Linked DNA regions of Homo sapiens: regions 1 and 3 are each linked to region 2. Evidence: chromatin contacts called from ENCODE Hi-C or POLR2A ChIA-PET data. All regions are on one chromosome and are shown on one strand. The core of a region is the stretch at or near the end of the contact, and the rest is flanking DNA. Distances in the headings are between cores, read along the strand shown. Region 1 overlaps RTKN2 (rhotekin 2). Region 2 holds the start of EGR2 (early growth response 2). Region 3 overlaps ARID5B (AT-rich interaction domain 5B).

Region 1 (2,954 bases), core at 267-2,766, 570 kb before region 2:
CCTTTGCTGTACACCCACAACCTGTGGGTCAGCCTTCTTCTATCCCATGCCGAAGAGAGGAGGGTAGATATCAGCTCCACAAGAGGAGAAGCTGGATACCGATTTTCCAGGTAGTCTTGTGCTCTTCAGATAGCAATGGATTTGTAACCCATCAACTCTATTTCTGAATTCAGCTTCCAATGATAGAACTTCCTTCCAGATTCTTGCAAATGGCTCAGTTTCAGTTTACAGTACTCTAACTTTTGTCTTGTTTTATGTCTTCATTGCCATTTTAATGGTAAACTGGGAGAGTCATAATAAGACAGCTGACTTGATGCTATCAAGTCCCAGAAGTCTGTCTATCATTTTCAAAAGTGAAAACTAAGGTACTTGGTGAACTGATTTGGTTTATTCATTAAATTAGTAGTCGGTGACTAAGCTAATTACCACAATATAATTACGGTAAATACTACATTTACATATGGTAAATATTTGATGTTCAGCAGAAATAATAAATTTGTGATTTAGTTTCATAAAGACCTGGCCAGGGAGTGATGTAGCTGGAAACAGAAAACCCAGGTATTTTCTGGCTATCAATGTAATCTCAAAACATTATGACACTTTGTTGCAAATATTCATCTTTACCAAAACAAAGGTCACATTTTCATCCCAATATCAAGAAAAAATGGATTTATAAAGGTGAATTCATTTTTTATTTTGTTTTTACAAACACATACAAGATATAATTAAGTCTAGGCAAAGATGAAAAGACATTACGTAAGTATCCGATTTTCTCAGAGTTTCCGTTCCTTAATTTAAAATTATCTTTTGGAAAGAAGAAACACATGCAGAAATAAGTTCAATTTTTACACTTGAGTAATTGTGGGCAGGAAATAGTTTTTTATTTTATTTTAAATACTTTTACTTGAGCCTCCTTCTAAATGTACAGTTATTTCTAATATTATGAATTGCTACAATCAATAAACTGTTATGAAATGACAATAGATGTTGACTATCATGGCATTTGAGTGTTTAACAGCAACTTAACATATGTCATTTATATACTGAGTGACACTATATTAGAAGCAAGAAATGAAGGATATGTTTAGTTTTTATAAAATCTCAAAGATCTATAGTAATTTATTCACAAAAAATTTATTGCACATAATGAACAATACCACATAAAAATACATGTTTGATAGCAAAAGAATACAAGGATAAAACATGTTTTGTTTTGTATTATAAAGATAAAAACAAATATAAATAACTATAAAACAAGCAACAAATTTTTACATATTCCAGTTATTTTCTGAAGAATATTTTGCTTAGCTGAATGCAATTCTTCAGATTTTGGCCATTTACGTACTTTGTAAAATGTAGGTCTACCGTCCTGTGTGATAATTTTGTTTATCCAGAAAAATATTACTAGAAACAGTTCCTTAGGTGACAGTACCTCAAATGTAGCAGCAGGCTCTCTAGTACAAGACTTTTAGCCAATAACCTAGTGATTACTTAAGGACCAATGGAGGTATATACTATTGTTTCAAAAATGTACTGATAAGAAAATATTTGTAAAAGTGCATTATCTGACTAGTGTACACACGAGTCAGCCATGTATTCATTTCAATCTGTGGCATCTCCAAGCCATTGTCTTTAGCTTCCTGAACACTTTGGAGAAACTGAGACTGCACAGCATAAGTGCCATCTAGTGGTGAAGGGTCTCCTAACTGCATTAGGAATTGAGAGAAAGGAAACATCCTTTCTAGTTGGAACGGTAACAGAGATTATATTATATATAGATAAACAAACAGATATTTAAGAGAATGTAGTTATTTCACAAGCTAATTGGGTGTCAGAAGCATGGGTTATGTTGCCAGGACAAGGAGAGAAATGTCTGCTAAAGGCGACAGCTTATGTTTAGGAGTAATAGAAGATATGACTAGAAAAAAAATTGGGTCAAAATGGAAGACTGGAGAAAAATGTTTGGTCTTTACACTACAGGCAATGAAGAGCAGCCATCCATCCAAGAGTCACTGAGCAATTACTATGAGCCAAGCACCATGCTAGCTTCTGGGTGTAAAGTGATGACCAAAATAAACATGGTACCAAAACCTCATGGAACTTCTGACCTAGACAAAACATTAAAAACATTATTATAGCTTCTGAGCAGGAAAGGAACAGAGTCAAAAGACTTGGGTTTGGCCTAGCTCAGTCACTTAGCCTCTGAGTCTGTAGAAAATAACAATTACTCTACCTATTTTACAAGACTGCACTAGGGAGAAAACTGTAGAGTATGTAACATATGAAACAGTTTTCTTAAACTCTAAAGTTCTATATCAATGTAGCATATAATGCTAAAAACAGTGTTTTAGAACAAATATTCTGATAGAGGTATGAAAAACAAAATGAAGAGAATGGAGACAGGGCATAAAACAAAATCCACCATGTAGTTACGTTATAGAATTTATTCAGCAATATAAAAGATTCATTTATAGCATACCTGATATGGCAATCTTTCCTTTACATGCTGTTCGTTCTTTACTTTCAAATTTCACATCACTGTCAAAACAAAAAAACTTATGGAAAAAAGATCTTTTCTAATAAGCAATTATTTTAACAGTGTTTCACAAATGTCAAAATATTAAAAGCAAATGCATATCCGTGAATAATAATGACTTCCAGTTAATGTAAACTATTTGACTCAAACTTTAAGATGTTTAGTCAAGTTAGCAAGTTAAAAGAAATATCTGGAGCCACTCCCGATTTTTCATATAAACTTTATATTCCTTGATGACTGTATACTGGTTACTTTACAATGAAAGACTTTTGTGATCATTTATATCTGTAAACAAGATGTACAATATTTGTCCATGTCCCCAGAAGTATAATACCTTAGATCACAATTTCATATATTACATTTCTAACTTATCAGATACAGTGGCCTGGAAAAGTTAATGAACTTCCCAATCATGCAA
Region 2 (2,863 bases), core at 293-2,792:
TCTTTTTTGCCTGGGGGTTCCACGGCTGAGGCACCAAGACAAACACCACCCAAGAATCGACCTATCCCAGTCAGTGCCGTGATGGTGCCAAACCGAGAGGAGAGCCCGAGAAGGGGGTGGGTGATTTCCCGGCTGCTCCCCATCCCCGGCGCCTTGTGCCTTTTTCTCCCTCCCTCTCCCGCTGCGCTTCAGCCGAGGGCTGCTGGAGCGAATGGGGGATGTAGAGGAAGGAGTCCGTAGGTTTCCGTGCCCTCCCAATCTTCTCCGCCTTTCCCGACAGCCGCGCGTCCCCGCCTCAGCCCAAGGCCAGTGGCCCGGCCTCGAGGAAGGCGCGGGGGCCGCGAGAGACGACTTTCCACAGCATCGCCAAGGAAACCGGCGTCGCCGGTGCCCCCGCGGGCCTCCCTCGGCAGTCCGGGGGCTGCTTCCCGCCGTTGCGCGCCCTCCTCCACCACCCACTCGCTGCCTCCGCCGGCCGGAGCCCCCGCCTTACTAACCCCCTCAACTTCGCGGGCGGCGGGCAGGTGGGGGCGCGCCTCCAGGCCGCAAGAAGGGAGCGCTCCGAGATTTTCCCGGGGTCGGCTCTGCCCAGGAGGGAGCTACCGACGCTTTCCCCTGGCGCTTCTCCGCCGCTCGGCTCTCCAGGCGCGCAGCTCTCCCCGAGAGCCCCGAACTTTACCGTCACTTTGCCCCTGCCCCGGGAGAGGGGAGGTCGAAGTGCTGCCGGCCAGAGGGCCTACGCAAGCCTCGAAACCCGGGGGGACGCCTCTTCCACCCCCATCCCTGCGCTCGCCCGGGGCTGGGCGCGCCGGGGCGCACGCACGCCGGTTTGCTGGCGACCTGGCGCATCTGCCCGCGCGCCCTGGTCTCAGCTGTCGCAGGTTCCTCCTGCACCCACTTCCAGTCTTCAAAGCCAGTGCAGTCAGCACCGTCCACCTGGAGCCCCAATCCTCTCCTGCGATTCCCGCACACCCACTGCACCCCATCCACCACCTCCGGGCCGCGCAGGTCCGGGCCTGCGAAGACACGCGGCTTACCTCCGGCCACTCCGTTCATCTGGTCAAAGGGGCCTCCCAGTTCGGCATTGGGAAAGATGGTCACCGACGTGGCGGCGAGGTCCTCCACCGGGTAGATGTTGTCAGACAGCTGGTGCACAAAACCACTGAGAGTTACTGGGATTTTGTCTACGGCCTTGGCGGTCATCATTTGCTCCTCGCACAACCTGGAGACCCAACTCCCTCGCTACCTGGAGTGTCAGAAAAGCCGTTTTGGAGAGGGGTTGGACTGAGCCTGGGATGGTATCTCCTTTTGCCCTCCACACTTAAAAACAACCACCACACACACCAAGAAAAAAAAATCAACAGAAATAAAAGTAGCAAACAAGTTGCTGTTTTTTAAGAAATAAGAAAAATGTCTATTTGCCACTGACTCTCTCCTGTCTGTGTTCCGGCTGCTGGGAAGCCAGGAGTTGCTGGTGTAGTGTTATTATAACAGTCAGTGAGTCCCCTCGCCGAGCTATTAATCAATTGCTCCTCGCTCAGTTAGACGGAAAGTGTTGCTCTAAGTATTTATGGGCAGGTCTTCAATACCCGTGACGTCGCTGCCCATATATGGACTGAGGAACAGGGCTGGGCCAGGCGGCTTTTGCCGTCACATGGCTGATTTGCATACACGGGCTCGGCCGCGCGGACTCCGCCGGGCTCGCGACTTCCAGCTCGCAGGCGGCGGGGATCGCTGGGGTCCCGGGCGCGCGGCCCTAGCTGCAGCCTGGGTCCGGGGCGCAGGGATCGCGGGGGAGAGGGCGCGCCATGGACCCAGTCACAGCCACAGCAGGAGAGCGAGCTGCTCCAGGCTGCGGCTCAGCCTCCCGGGGCGGGGAGGAATTCCGGTTCTCTGGGACTTTCCAAAAAAGGCGAAGATCCGGTGCCGGCGGCTCCGCCTCCCTAGCCCTTGTTTGGGAGCCATTCCGGAAAATTAAACTTCGGAAAGAAACCGAGCGGAGCCGAGACACTACAGTCAAACCCCTACTCACTTTCTTGGCAGCTCAAAACCGCAAGCAAAAGGAGGCAGCGAAGAAAAAAAAAGCTACATGCATTCACGGAAGCTGACTGCTTTTTTCTGAATTACTTGGTGGAAAGAAGTGGCTGGTGATAAGAGTGAATGCGTATTGCTTTTTTGGAAAGTCTGTTCTATTTATACAGGAGCGAAAACGGAACAGGTTTGGGTTGTTTGTTTGTTTAAGTATTTTGGGCACCTTGGGACTGGGAGGGTAAACCCTAGGAGGAGCAGAATTACTGTGGGGAGCTTCGAGAGAAATCCTCAGCCGGAGACACCCTCCTTCCTCTGCCCGCGCGCTCCCCGCCCCCCTTCAGCTGCTGCGCGGAGCGGGCGCCCTTCCCGGCGCGTCTGGGCGGTCGGCTGCGTGGGGGCGTCCAGATGGAAGCTTGGACACTCACCCTGCCCCTCCAGACACACATACACACACACTCACACTCGCTCCACTTCCGCTACACACTCCCGCCCCCGCTGCCCTCTTCACACACCCGCTCACACACCTTACACTACACACCTCCCTGTTGACTGCGTCCGCGCGCCGTCGTTGCCAGCAGTGTCCCGGCGGCAGAGCGGGCTCCGGGCTCGCTGGACAGGAGGTTCTATGAAGACACTGGCCTAACCTTCACTACCGGTCCCTGCAGCCACAGAATCCCCCTGACCCCCATAGCCCAGGATCCAGGACCGCGCCCTGCCCGCACCCGAGCCAGAATACACGTACTAGAATAAATATTTTCTCTCCCTCCCCAAAAAACACCTCGGTGAGCCCAGCGCGGTCCTCAGTGACGGCCGAAAGCATCTCTAATCACTT
Region 3 (2,700 bases), core at 157-2,656, 880 kb before region 2:
GACTTTATTCTGACATTTAATAATCACCATGAAATAGCTATAAAATGCATGACAACTACAGATCTTTTATTTCAAGAGGATGGTGTGGTGAATCTGAGGGAAATCATCCGTTGAAATGGTACTTTGTAATGGGCCCCATTGTTTATAAAGTACTCAAATTTTTTCTTGAGCGCACGATAGAAACACAGTTTCCACTTTGTCTCCCATTTAGTGGTAGTTCATATTTAATCATGATAAGGGAAAGGATTCCATTACTAAAGTTTTACTTTTCATTTTTGATAGAGTATTTGTTACTCTGCTGCTGCCTAATAGACTTTCTTCTCAGAAGCAGCTTGGAACTCAATGAGGAAAATTGAAATTTTAGATCCTACCTTAAAACATCAGAAAAAAAAAAAAACCCTCAACCCAGGGCTTCTTATTATGTGAAGCTTACCCTAATAACCTTTTTTTGTTCGAATTGGAGAAGTGTGTGTGTGTGTGTGTGTGTGTGTGTGTGTGTGTGTGTCGGTGGGGCAGGGGGAGGAGGAAAAAGTCATGTTTGGGGAGGAGGAAAAAGTCATGTTTAACAGCAAAATTAGCCAAAATCAGTTGTGAATTCCTTTTGTTTAATAGCTTTGAGACATCTTCCTGTTGTTGTTTGTCAAAAATATTTCTAAGATTTTGTAATCTTAGGGGTTTTCACAGCCAAGCTTTCTTCAGAAATGTGAAATAAAAGAAATGAAAGAAGTCAGTTCAAGTTGAAATGTCAGATGCTTAAATAACTTAACTTAAAACCCAGTGAGATGATCTTCTTGAGCCTTTTCCAAAGAATCTTTGGGTGAAGGGGCCTCCCTTTGTTCCATGTATGGATGTCTATTAAAGATCTTGCTGAATTAATTCTGAGTCAGAAAAGTTGGTTGTTTCCTAGAAGCAATTAGAGATGCTTAACATTCAAATTTATGATCCAGAGGAGAAACTTGCATTTCAACTACTTTTCTTAAATTCAAAGACTTTTTCCTCACTCACCCTCTCACCCTCTACCCCATCTGTATTAAAAGAAAAAATCAGTTCATTTCTCAGCTTACAAAGTTTTTGAGAAACATGAGAATGTGTAAGTTTCTTTCAGTGGGAAGCACATAACATTTATGAAGTATTTCTTTTGGGATTACATCACAGTTTTATTTAATTTTTAGGACAAAAGTTAAATTCAATATTTGTGTATAAGCCAAGGGAAAATGTACCATAAACATAGGAATTTGGGGGTGAGTCAGAGTTCCAAGAATCCTAGATTTACTTAGACCATTTATGTAGAGACAGGCTCACCATTAGTCATCTAGCTTTCACTTTTTACATTTGCAATTAATTACACCTAAAAACTAGCTTTCACCCAAGTGGTCAGCTAGGTAGAGTGTGAACTTGGGCAACCAACATTAAAAATGGCTTATTAGAATTACTGTCCTATTTTTGGATACTTTCTAATTGTATAACAAACATAAAAATTATTCCTTAACTAAACAACTAGCAGTGAAAAACCATTGAAATGAAGTGAGTTACTAAAGATTCTGTGTCACCAGAATGCACACAGTCTCCTTGCATTAGGTTAAACCACTCACATGGCATTTCAGATGGGCCTTGTGGAGAGTGGATCATTTCCCTCAAACCTATAAATAACGTTTTTTGTTCTTCCCCAACCACCTCTTGTAGGATGAAGTCATTGCTGTTTCCGAAAAGGTGATTGTGAAGCTTGAAGACCTGGTCAAGTGGGTACATTCTGATTTCTCCAAGTGGAGATGTGGCTTCCACGCTGGACCAGTGAAAACTGAGGCCTTGGGAAGGAATGGACAGAAGGAAGCTCTGCTGAAGTACAGGCAGTCAACCCTAAACAGTGGACTCAACTTCAAAGACGTTCTCAAGGAGAAGGCAGACCTGGGTAAATATGACTTGTAATTTTAAATCTAATGTGTGGGCGTATATAGTAACTTTTCGGTTGAAGATTTTTCTGGAAACACTATCATTTATATATAAATGTATTTCAAATTTCTTTAACCTCAAAGGGTCCTAAGAATATGGATGGAGAGATGACTGGATGGGTAAGGGATGAGTGTTACCTGTTGGATCAAAGGACCTTTTATGTATGGACCCTTGTGCTGGGGTGATACAGTGGTTCTAAACAATTTTCAGTGTGATGTCAAGGCATACAATTTAATTAGAGCACCTAAAATTGAATTAATGAAGAGTTTAAATACTTGCTATAAGTATGTAGTATGACATCTATTAACACCATGTCCCAATTTCATGTTTTACATTGAGTGGAAAACAAACTGAGGAAAAGGGATGAGTTCCTCAATGTGGAGCAAGAGAACAATGTCAAGCCAGGGGATCCACTGGTTGGCAACCAATGGCATAGGTTTGCTTGATCTTTTAGTGTTCAGTGGTACCATCAACTATATATATATATATATATATATATATATATATATATATATATTTTTTTTTTTTTTTTTTTTTTTTTTTTTTTTTTTTGCTTCCCTCTTCCACTGTAAGTTTAAAGGAGAACTTGGGCTTTGGAGTAGTTGTGCTGATTGGTGTTTACATACTAACTCTGCTGCTTCTTAGCTGTATGGCCTTAGGCAAATAATTTAACTTCTAAGCCTCAGTTTCCCCATCTAAAAAATAGGGGAACTTTACAGGGTTATTGTGAGATGTGAGATAGAAGGGGTA

The links. Hi-C counts contacts between places; a loop is a spot of excess contacts on that map. ChIA-PET counts read pairs that join two places held with the same protein, here RNA polymerase II (POLR2A). Pooled maps may share reads with other maps.
Region 1: a loop to region 2 is called in a map of mammary epithelial cell, with 11 times the contacts of the local background. The contact joins the enhancer-like site here to the promoter of EGR2 in region 2. A Hi-C loop is called at or near these places in 4 of 168 maps with a recorded cell type or tissue (Calu3, MCF 10A, PC-3 and 1 more), 1 of 37 single-sample maps with no recorded cell type and 12 of 50 pooled maps. POLR2A ChIA-PET finds 5 or more read pairs at or near these places in 2 of 52 experiments (PC-9 and T-cell).
Region 3: a pooled map shows a loop between it and region 2 (5-fold over the local background). The contact joins the enhancer-like site here to the promoter of EGR2 in region 2. A Hi-C loop is called at or near these places in 1 of 168 maps with a recorded cell type or tissue (CD4-positive, alpha-beta memory T cell), 1 of 37 single-sample maps with no recorded cell type and 10 of 50 pooled maps.

Annotation. Positions count from the first base shown.
Region 1 is chr10:62,243,520-62,246,473 of GRCh38, forward strand. RTKN2 (rhotekin 2) reads right to left here. Exons shown (of 12, transcript NM_145307.4): 3 at 2,480-2,538. Among named protein-coding and RNA genes, the nearest start is that of LINC02621, 14 kb to the right of the region's middle. Within about 2 kb of position 1,517, at least 7 of the 41 ENCODE cell types and tissues checked have a DNase peak (open chromatin) inside an H3K27ac peak, as active enhancers do; they include mammary epithelial cell, where a contact is called at or near this core.
Region 2 is chr10:62,814,824-62,817,686 of GRCh38, forward strand. It overlaps EGR2 (early growth response 2), which reads right to left and starts at 1,543. Exons shown (of 2, transcript NM_000399.5): 1 at 1,038-1,543. The coding sequence starts at 1,206. RefSeq lists silencers at 454-543, 1,564-1,993, 2,284-2,363 and an enhancer at 2,389-2,863.
Region 3 is chr10:61,938,500-61,941,199 of GRCh38, forward strand. It overlaps ARID5B (AT-rich interaction domain 5B), which reads left to right. Exons shown (of 10, transcript NM_032199.3): 3 at 1,684-1,909. Among named protein-coding and RNA genes, the nearest start is that of ARID5B, 38 kb to the left of the region's middle. RefSeq lists an enhancer at 1,630-1,759. Within about 2 kb of position 1,407, at least 9 of the 41 ENCODE cell types and tissues checked have a DNase peak (open chromatin) inside an H3K27ac peak, as active enhancers do.